Regions from separate parts of the Mus musculus genome. Here region 1 is linked to region 2. A link is a contact called in ENCODE Hi-C or POLR2A ChIA-PET data. All regions are on one chromosome and are shown on one strand. Each heading gives the region's core, a stretch centred on a gene start or an enhancer-like site at or near the end of the contact. The rest is flanking DNA. Distances are from core to core; before and after follow the strand shown.

Region 1 (5,810 bases), core at 859-3,358, 33 kb before region 2:
AACCTCATACAGCAGGACCAGAGATGGCTAATAGCATAGGTAACCTTTGCTTTATTTGTATGGTCCGAGGCTCCCCCAAGCTCACACAACCAGGGATGGAAATGGTAATAGTCCAAATGACCTCCGTACTATCTGTATGACTTACACCATACCAGATTTTTCCCTGGGCCCTTCAGCTAACGTATGAAGCCTATCTCTGGAATTAATCCTCTTGAGAGAAGTCACATGTACTTTGAATTGAGTTTCAGTGTAATTATACCTCATGATACCTCCGTGTACACAGAGGATTGTATTACACCAGGAAACATTTTGCTATATTTTATTGTGCTGAAATATATTTACAACAAACAGTGCCAGGTTAGATTCTAGAAGTTTGAACCGACATTGGCTAAATTATATTCAACCAGATTTCCTTCTTACTTCATAGAGACCATTGCTCTGTTGGCCACAGCATTCTCAGAGACCCCATCATCTGTCTTTCCCTATTTCTGTGTCTGTGTCTGTGTCTGTGTCTGTCTCTCTCTCTCTCACTCTCTCTCTCATAACCAAATTCATAGTTACTCCTTCTTTTCCAGAGCACTTTAAGATGCTGGACAAGCTTCTGTAGGAATAGATTAATCCTGACCCAGGGGCATCAGATTCAATCTGGCTTTACTTTGCTTTCCCTGGCTACAGCATCCCACAGTTGGAATTAGAGATTGTACCTGCACCTTATGGGAAATAAAGATTTTGTCAGGACAGCTCAGAGGACTCTGAAAACTGGACAGCAGTAGCCCAGGAAGGTCTGCCTTGACTGGGAGGCTCACAAGGATCCTTCTGGGCTCTCTGTCTTGAGGTGGAGGTACATGCACCTATGCATAGCATCTGCTCTACCTTACCAAACTTCTTCTTACCTTCTGGACCAATTGACTTCAGAAGGGCAATAGGAGTAGGGGGCCCACAGGCTCAAGGGATCAGAGGTGACCTGATTCCCTAGGTCTCAGAGGTAGGCAGGAGAGCCTTTTTTCTTGTTAGTTATATGCTCTATTCCTCTGAACAGTTGCAAAACACAGATGTTCCATATCTCCATACTCAGGCTCAGGGTGTGATGTAGTGCCCCATGCACCATCTATTAAATCTGGAACCACTGGTTGGTGGTACTGTATCAATCACATTATCTTCCTGGTGATGTGTGGGGCCCTTGACTCAGGTATAGAACTTTTACCCACCATACCCTAAGCCTCAGTTGTGTGCCCACCGAGTCTCTGGGTCTCTACTTGCTCTACCTTATCAAACTTCCTGACATGGCTTTATATAACATATATTCATATATATTTATTCATATATATTTAGTTTCTTGGCCAAAAGGTTTTAATACCTCTTGTCAGAGAGAATAGAATTGACACATTTTTGTTTCTTAATCCTGGGGGGGGGGGGGGCGCGGGGAGGGAGGGAGGGAGAGAGGGAGGGAGGGAGAGAGAGAGAGAGAGAGAGAGGTGTTGCCCTGGCTATTTGTTTAGCCAGCCAGGGATGGGAATGAATGCGCCTGGAACAGAAAGCTTGAACAGCATTTCAAGAGGTCCATTGAGGGATAGGCTGGAAGATTCTGAGGACATGCTGGAACATTCTAAGGACTATGTCCTCAGAAGATCAGAAGGAGCATACTCTAACCTGCTGCTCACTTTTGGAGCACCAAGTGGGCACTGGTGGTCCTTTATTCCATTCCAGAGGGCCTGTTTGGTAATCATCTTTGTTTGTGAGCCGAGCATGCACTAAATTCTCTCCCAGGTACGTCCTACTACATGCTGTGAGACAGCCTTAAAAATCAAAACAAGCTTCCAGTCACACATCCAGCACCAGGCACACAGCTTAGTGGGGGCATTAAGCAAACTCCCTGGACCCTCAGGACAATTAGCATCCTTGTTCCCCATCAGCAGTAGAAAGAGAAGCTAGAGGCACACTCAGAAACAGCCACTAGCAAACGTCTGTGTCCTGGGTTCCCTCAGAGTGGAGAACAGGGAAATCCTTACCCCATGGTTGCTGTAAAGGTGGTAGCTGTTCTCTGGGTTTTCAGCAGAGCAGAACTCCTCAGAAACCTGCCTTGACTCTCTGCTCTCTTGCAGACTGTCACACCAACTGGAAGCTCAGGTTTTTTTTAAAGGGCTGGGTGAGCTAGGGGGTGTGCTCTTTTCAGTCAGCAGTGAGAAACTGAAACTGAGACTGGAAAGTGAAACTGAAGCCTGCAGTTTATCCAGGGAGACGCACTGTGGGGCACTGTGGGGTTTGCCCTACTGCATTCTCCACTGAAATCGATGAGGAGAAGGCTCTGAAACGGATACAGACATGTCGGATCCAGACTGCTGTCCAGAGAGAGAGAGTGAGACATCCCTGCCACCCAGAGACTCTTATCTGTTAGGTAGGGGCTGATGGAGGTGATACAGATAAAATGGAAAGCAGACTGGCATCTTCAGAAGCAGTGTTGTTCTTTCTTCCAAGCAACTGAAGGTCTGCAGTTCCTCCTTGGAAGTGAGACTTTCCCATGTGGCACTAGGGGGTCTTAGGATGGCAAAGGGAAAGTTTGGGACTGGAAGAGTGAGTTCTCATGCATTGTGGAAGTGGAAGAAGATACTAGCTGGTTTGTTGTGTGTCTATCCTTAGCATCTTCCACAGATGTCATTATTCACCTGCATTGACTGGTCCATAGCTTCCCAGCCTATCCGAAGCCTTAGGAATACAGTCTTTATAAACCAGGACAGTTTCCCATTGCCCAGAGAGCTGTAGAGCCATGCTTTGTGTTAACTTCTCCTGAGGTGACTCTAAAGGGTTCTTTCCACCAATCATAGTCATGTTAACAAGAACCAAACATGGAATCCCTAAAGGGTGATGGTTATTCAGAGCCTTGATGCTATCCCACTAATAGCAAGGCTACTAGATGGGTCAGTGGTTAAGAGCACTCACTGCTCTTCTAGAGGTCTTGAGTTCAGTTCCCAGCAACCACATGGTGGCTCACAAGTATCTGTAATAGGATTAAATGCCCTCTTCTGGTGTGTCTGAAGACAACTACAGTGTGTTCATACACGTAAAATAAATACCATTTTAAGGGCTAATAGCAATCTAGGGAACTACAGACAGTGGGGCTCACACTGTTTCAGGTTGAGGTCAAATACTTTAGTCTGTTGTCTTGGTTAACCTGTAATCTCAGCCTTTATTGCTGTCTAGTTCCTTATCCTGACCTTTGATGTCTAGGTCCTCAAATTCAGCTCATCCTTCTCACCTCCATATATTAAAAATATTGAAAGAAGTTAAACATCTAATCCCATCTCCTTGATATAGTGCTAGCCTCTCCTGAGAGTTATCTTTGACCAGGTAGGTACAGCCCTAACCCCCCCCCCCCATCAGCTGACACCAAGACAGGAGTTGGCCCTCTGGTCACTTTCTCCAGTAAAGTTTAATTTTAGAGAACCTAGAGTTATGTGTCAGTCAGATAACTAGGTATATGTTAGAGAGTTAAAGTGTTTGCTATCAAGCCTGACTCCTGGGTTCAGTCCCCTGACTCCGTGCTGGCAGAGAAGAACTAAATCTAGAGTGTTCTAACATGACTTCACACGAATGTCATAACACCACCCCCACAGACACACTAACAAAAACACAGTTACACACATACACACTCACCCATACACATACCGGCTACACACTTCACTGAAATATAATATTAAAACACTTAAAAATGGACAGGGTTGAAAGGATTGTGTTAATAAGGCTCTTAACTCAAAATTGCCTTTTTCTCTTTTGTTTTTCATTTTTTCTTTCTTTTTGTTTGTTTGTTTGCTTGTTTGTTTGTTTTACATTCTGACTGCTGCCCAGTTCCACCATCACACCCTCCATGGCTATTCCTTCTTCCCTGTCTCCTCTGACAAGGGAAGGCCCCTATGTCCCATGGGTACTACCACCCACCCCCACCCCCAGCCCATCAAGTTGCAGCAGGACTCAGAGCTTCCTCTCCCACAGAGGCCAGACAAGGCAGCCCAGCTAGCAAAAAGAGACTGAAAGGGAGTAACAAAGGTAGAGACAGCCCTCGCTCCAACTTTTAGGGGACCCACATGAAGATCATGTGGCACATCTGCTACAAATGTGTATGGGGCCTAGGTCCAGCCCCTGCATGCTCATTGGTTGGTGGTTCTGTCTCTGTGAGCTCCCATGGACCCAGGTTAGTTGACCGTCTTCTTCTTCTTCTTCTTCTTCTTCTTCTTCTTCTTCTTCTTCTTCTTCTTCTTCTTCTTCTTCTTCTTCTTCCTTCTCCTTCTCCTTCTCCTTCTCCTTCTCCTTCTCCTTCTCCTTCTCCTTCTCCTTCTCCTTCTCCTTCTCCTTCTCCTTCTCCTTCTCCTTCTCCTTCTCCTTCTCCTTCTCCTTCTCCTTCTCCTTCTCCTTCTCCTTCTCCTTCTCCTTCTCCTTCTCCTTCTCCTTCTCCTTCTCCTCCTCCTCCTCCTCCTCCTCCTCCTCCTCCTCCTCCTCCTCCTCCTCCTCCTCCTCCTTCTCCTCCTTCACCTCCTCCTCCTCCTTCTTCTTTCCTTTTGGTCTTCTTGTGATAACCTTGATCCCTCCAGCTTGCTCAATCCTTCCCTCACTCTTCCACAGGACTCCCCAAAATCCACCTGATGTTTGGCTGTGTTCTCTGCATCAGTTTCTCTCAGCTGCTGGATGAAGCCTCTCAGGAGACAGTTCTGCTAGGTTCCTGTGTGAAAACATAACAGAGTATCATTAATAGTGTCAGGGATTGGCTCTCTTCCATAGGATGGGTCTTAAATTGGCCCAGACATTGGTTGGCTCTTCCCTTCATCTCTGCTCCATCTCTATTCCTGCACATCTTGTAGGCAGGACACATTTTTTCCCCTGGTTTAGCTAATACTTGTTTAAAAATTTTTATTGGTTATTTTATTTATTTACATTTCAAATGTTATCCCCCTTTCTGGTTTCCCCTCACCGCACTGGCATTCTCCTACGCTGGGGTATCTAACTTTCACAGGAACAGGGCCTTCCCTCTCAATGATTCCAGATAAGGCCATCCTCTGCTACATATGCAACTGGAGTCATGGGTCCCTCCATGGAGGGGGAAAAGCAGGGAGATCAGGTGTGGGAAGAGATGGGGGAAATGTACAGAGAGTCAGAAAATTGAACAGAGGCATATAGCAATGGAGGATGGGGGACTGGGGATAGCTACCAGCATGTCCCAGATGCCAGGAAAGCAAGAGACTCCCAGGCTCCATTGGGGATGACATTAGCTGAAATACCCAACAAAGAGGAGAGAGAACCTGTAGAGACCATATTCTGAGGGTAGGCACAACCCCCAGTTGAGGGATGGGGCCACTCACCCATCTCAAAAATATTAACCCAGAATTGCTCCTGTCTAAAGGAAATACAGGGACAAGGAATGGAGTAGAGACTGAAGGAAAGGACATCCAGAGACTGCCCCACCTGGGGATCCATCCTATATGCAGCTACCAAACCCAGACTCTATTGTTGATGCCAAGAAGTGCTTGCTGACAGGAGCCTGATATAATTGTCTCCTGAGAGGCTCTGCCAGAGCCTTATCAATACAGATGTGGATGCTTACAGCCAGCCATCAGACAGAGCACTGGGGACCCCAGTAGAGGAGTTAGGGAAGGAGTGAAGGAGCTGAAGGGGTTTGCAACCTCATAGAAAGAACAACAATATCAACCAACCAGACACACACCCTCCCAGCCCCCAGAGCTCCCAGGGACTAAGCCAACAACGAAAGATTACACATGGAAGCTGTACACATTTTTGGTTGAAGGATTTGTGGATTTTTAGCG
Region 2 (5,580 bases), core at 2,015-4,514:
AGACCTGAAACTCCAATTAAACATTCCACTTTAAGTCTGCACCCTTTCCTCTCTTCCACCTGACATACATTTGTGGTAGTTCCCATGAACAGATTCACACAGCCAGTGCAGGAGGTTTTTCCTACACTGAAGGAATGGGAGCCTTGCTGGGGACTACTTCATCCACAAGTAAGTATTATTCCCTTTTCAGCATGTATATAACAAATCTGTGGTCCTTTTCAACCAGTTCTACACCCATGACCCTTCTTAGCCTTGCCTTAGATTTATTGATTCAAGAATCTTGAATTCCCTGCAATTTTGCACCTTAATCATCTGCAAAAGCTGCTTATGACTCAGGACAGAAACATAGTATAATTTCAGAGGCTGTCATTCTTTATCCCTGTTCTAATTTACAAGGTGGCAGGTGCACCTCAGAAAGAAGAGGACCCTGATACTGTGCTTCCCACCTCTGATAAAACAGATTTCAATACTGAGCATGGTCATGGACATTCCCAAGCCCAGCTTTCAGGAGTGGAGTGGCGCAGAAGTCAGCTGATCTGTGTGCATTTGAAGCCAGCCAAGGTGACATGAGGAGCCTCTGATTCAGAAAAGAGAAAAGAAAGGAAGGAATTTCATGTTCTCTGAGACATAAAAATTAGGTGGAGCTTTAGATTACAGAATTATCCTTGAGCACTCTTGAAGAGGAATCAGAAGGACATGAAGATAACTACAAAACAGCAACCCACGAATTATTTGTTTAGCTGAGCTAGAACTCTAGGTGTTGTGTTCTAGGTGTCTGATCTCCTGAGGCAGACTGTTGTGAACGAGGAGTGACCCATGCATCTTCAAGGCCTTGACTGACTTCAGCTCTTCCCTGCCTCTGCCCTTACACAGATTTGAGTATAAAGGAGAAAGATGCTGTGTCAGCTAATTTCCACTTTCAAGCTGATGGGATGTATAATTACCATAGAAACACACCTTTGGGTATGTCTAGGAAGTTTGTCAAAAACATTTAACTTTACAGTACAAGTCTTCCAAAGTGTGGGTGGCAAATCACCTGAGCCAGGATCCACGATTAAATTAAAAAAATAAATAAATAAAGCAAGCTGGGCACCAGTATCTACCTGCCTCTGCTTCCTCACTAACCACAGTGAGAGCAGCATGTGCTGTTACCACCATGCATTCACTGCCTAATTGTCACCTCAAACTCTAAGCTGACATAAATTAACATTTTCTTCCTTAAGTTGCTTTCATCGGGTCTCTTATAATAGCATCCTAAGCAATGTAACTAACACAGAGAGACAGACATAATGCACAATTTGGTTAACCTGGGTTATAAGAAATTTAGACATAGGAACATTTACTGTCTAGACACTAAAAGACCAAAACAGGCAAAGCTGTACCTAGAACAAGAGCTTTTCATGAGACTTTACAGGAGGTTCTTATCCAGAAGGGGCCAGGTGCCTTCCCAGGTCCTTTATTTACCCCATTCTTCAATATCTAACATTCCTGGGGAAGAACAGCTCAAGCTACCTCTGGTATCACAGAATGCAGTGGTATAGACCCTTGGCCAGCAAAATCTAGAGGGTCCAGCTAGAACCTGCTTTGATTGGTAGCTCTATATTCAGCCAAACAGAAAACACATCAAAGTCTCTTGTTCAGGCTTGCCATTAATGTTCTACACATGTCAGTTTTCTGGTCAACCACACTCAGAACTAATACTGATCTTCTCAGAGGCCCATTCTATGGGAAGGAGTAAGCTAATGTAGTTGGAGGTGCATGATTGTCATCCCCTGTGTTTCCAACCTGAACCTTGCTAACCCTTGTTACCCGTGGAGTTGAGGGTAGGGAAGACTGTCTTTTTTCTTAGCTTCCACAGTAGCTAATAACATCAGCCTTCCCTCAGCCAACAAGGCTTGTATCCTTACATGATATGTATTTGTCAGAAACATTAGCCCTTCCTCTTAGTTCTCTCTGAGTCTCCTCTAATGGCAGTTATAGTTGCAGTTAAAAACAATTCACTCTCTGGAGATATGGCTCAACAGTTAAGAGCACTTGTTGCTCTTCCAGAGGTCCTGAGTTCAATTCCCAGCAACCACATGGTGGCTCACAACCATCTGTAATGGGATCTGATGCTCTCTTCTGGTTTGTCTGCAGACACCCAAAGTGTATGCATATATACAAAATAAATAAATCTCTTTAAAAACATCAGAAATACTATGATTACTCTTTACTTACAATACAATGCACTTATTTTAATGATTTGTGTACACTGGGTCTCAGCAATTGTTTATGCCCATGTGCCCACCCACACTCCTTATAGGTTATGTCTGACATCCCTGAAATTCCTGTGTGTATCTTCATATTCTACCCTTACCATCTCTAGGTAACCATTGTTCTGCTTTCATAGCTACAAATTAAGCAGAGTTTGTATTTGAGGGGAAATGTGTTTTTGCTTGTCCTGCAGCCTTAGATACTAGAAAAAAAACTTTAACCTTTGAGATTTTGTGGCATATGAAAAATTAAAAAAAAACCCAATTTAAATAAAAGCCCTGCTCATCTGTGAGAACTATTTCTTAAAACCTCAATCATGAAGTGGTCATAGTTTTCACAAACATGAAGTGAGCTTGCACTACTGTTTCCAACTCTTACACTAGCTACTGGCGAAGGATTGGTTCTTTTGAAAAAGCACACACACAGACACACAAACACAGAGACACATACACACATCGCATACAAACACACAGCAACACACATGCAGACACACACACAGATACACATAAACAATGAGACACACACATACAGACACACATACAGAAAAACACAACAAACTCACACACATGGAAACACAGACAGACAAACAGACAGACAGACAGACAGACAGATAGACACACACACACACACACACACACACACAACTTTCTATTGTCTTGATCACTTTTAATAAAACACCAACAAATCCCAGAAAGAGTGACTCCTCTAGTGCTAGCTTTGAGTCAAACTTTGTGCTTCAGTGGACCTACCCGTGTCTATCAATATTCTCCAGGGGCATCCAGTGAGCAGTTTTAGAAACTGCAGTGTCTTGCACATTTACACAGAGAAATAATGAAAAAGGTCCAATAAAAAAAAAGCCATGCTCATGCAAGTGATTTCAATCTACAAGCAAGCAGACAACTTAAGACTCTGCTGTGCAGTGATCAGCTCAGTTTATCATTTAATTGGAGAAGCAGAGATTGCACTGACCTCATGATGGTGATCTGTTTCTGTGCTGCTGGGAAAAGCTGGGTGTGGGCTGAGAAATCTCAGTCCACTCTAAGTGGAGACTCAGAGGATTATATAAGAGGGCAGTCGGGGGGGGGGGGGGGATGAATCAGCTGGTGCTCTGCTGCTTCTAAGGACTCAGTGTTTGTGAAAGGGAAGAGGAAAGTAGAAACTGAAACAGACTTAAAATCAACCAGAAGAGGAAAGTGAAACTTACCACTGAGACCTTCTATGTCCTGGCCACAGCATTGGATAAGCTCTGGACTCTGCCTCTGGTGTCAGAGGGTCGAGAGGCATTTCCTCCAGCCTGACAGTCCCTCTGGGAGGAAAAGAGTGTTTTCCACAGTCTCTAGTGCACTCTGCAGAGGTTTCTGGGGCCACACGAAAGAAACTATTCTAAAATATTTTGAAAGAAGTGATAGTGTGTTTCCTTCTCTGAGTTCCCTTGTGGTACACAGGTTTCAATCCAGCTTTAATGACTATGTCCATGTGACTAGCTCTGGAGTTTTGCCAGAGTCTAATCAAACCAATGTTTTCATTTTATGCTACACTGAATTCAAGTAGCAAAACACCAGGGGGATTCGCTGTGCTGTTTCACACCTAGAGGTCTGTGGTGATCATTTACTTTACACCCAGTCCCTGAATAGAATTGGTAACATGTGCATCACTGCTTCCTGGGTGGGAGAACAAATATGTGACTAAGTGAAAGACTTCTGCTTTGAGTTATGAAGTCATGCATGAGTAGAAGGAGGTATGGAGGACCAATCCTTAGGTATGGATTGGGTGCTTAGCTTCATGATTTCTTTAAAGCGTGGCTTTCACTGCTCATTTGCTAAGCATGATAACCTAGTCAGCTGTGGAATTCTGGGTCCTTCTTTCACTTAGCAACTTGAGATTGTTAATGGCATAAGAGGTAAGCACATACCTGCTAGACCCACTGTGTTTGCCTTAAGCCTAAACTTTGGAAGCCTCAGGTAGCAAAGCCACAGAAAGGATACAACTTTCATTGATCTCATTTTCTTTAGTGGTTCAGAGCACAATGCCTGATTTTGGTCTAGTGGGACTTGGAATGCTAATGTACAAGCCCAAGGAGGATGGGCCTGCATCCTTCTGCTTCTTTGCTCTGATGGATAGGAAACGGTGGGCTGGACACTTAGGCATTGTGCCTTGATATAAGAGATGTTGCTTTAGCACTGCAGAAAATCTCTAAGTAACAGAAGTTGTTAAATCAGGCAAATGGCACACTCACAAGGTTGTTCCCTCTTTGAAGAATATAGGGGGCTATGGTTGACTGATTGACTGATACATCAATTGATTTTCTTGCTTTCTGCCTCTCTGTTTCTTTTGCTCTGCTTTGTGTGTATACAAATGTACATGTGTGTGCATGCATGCCTCTGCGTGTGTGTGTGTGTGTGTGTGTGTGTGTGTGTGTGTGTGTAATTTTTCACAGAGGAGAAAATAGGGCATACTATTCAGTGGAGCAGAATCAATGATGGGTCAGAGTTTTTGACTAGATATTTGCATATAAAGCTTATTTTGGCTTGTTAGACAGACACTTTAAATACAGATTGGAAGAAGGCACCTGGGAGAGAGAAAGACCTTCCTTTCATAGGTTTTTTTTTTCTCATCCCACTCTGCATGTAGGGTACTGAGTATCAGCACTGAAGTACCATTCTAGACACTGTGCTTGGCTGTGTCTAGGGTGTTTAACTTGAGCCTGAAAATGGAAATATCTACATTGCCTTGGATTAAATCTCAGAACAGAACTTTAGCATCTATACAGGAATCTCACCATAAACTCACAAGGAAAGTCCTGACACTGCCCTGGCTGACCTGTAAGTAAATCTGGTTTACAAATATCAACCAAAGAGGCCAAGATTCACTTAGCAAATCTACAGCAAAGTTCATCAAAGACCCTGGATAATTATGTCTCCAGGTGCCCTTTTGGTGTTGCTCAGTGCAATCCTGGGTATATAAAGAAAACGAGAGCAAAACACATACATGTCCTTCATTATGTGTGAGTTGGGGAGAAGATTGAAAGTCCTCAGGAAAAGATGTCTTCAGGTGACTAAACCTCAGGTTCAAGACCCATTCCTACTTATGGGAAACAATCTAGTTAAAGGCCTCTCTCTGTCAAAGATACCTCTGAATGCACGGTTTTACCATAGATTGAAGGGAAGGCAATTAATGTATGTGGAAATGCACAGCTGCAGACTGCTCTCATTGCCAGCTCATCTGGCTATGCGGATGTCTACAAAACAAGATAAAGAAACTAAGAACATGGCTCAGCTCACAAGGAAGCCTCAGAGCCACACCTTTTCAAACTTTTTGCTTCCTCTG

The links. Hi-C counts contacts between places; a loop is a spot of excess contacts on that map. ChIA-PET counts read pairs that join two places held with the same protein, here RNA polymerase II (POLR2A).
Region 1: POLR2A ChIA-PET joins it to region 2 with 11 read pairs in Patski. The contact joins the promoter of Ifit1 here to the promoter of Ifit3b in region 2. A Hi-C loop is called at or near these places in 1 of 37 maps with a recorded cell type or tissue (heart). POLR2A ChIA-PET finds 5 or more read pairs at or near these places in 1 of 5 experiments (Patski).

The regions. Positions count from the first base shown.
Region 1 is chr19:34,637,187-34,642,996 of GRCm38, reverse strand. It overlaps Ifit1 (interferon-induced protein with tetratricopeptide repeats 1), which reads right to left and starts at 2,108. Exons shown (of 2, transcript NM_008331.3): 1 at 2,010-2,108. The coding sequence starts at 2,014. It also overlaps a transcript of Ifit1bl1 not described here and a transcript of Ifit1bl2 not described here.
Region 2 is chr19:34,605,641-34,611,220 of GRCm38, reverse strand. Ifit3b (interferon-induced protein with tetratricopeptide repeats 3B) reads right to left here and starts at 3,264. Exons shown (of 2, transcript NM_001005858.3): 1 at 3,223-3,264. The coding sequence starts at 3,227. It also overlaps a transcript of Ifit1bl1 not described here.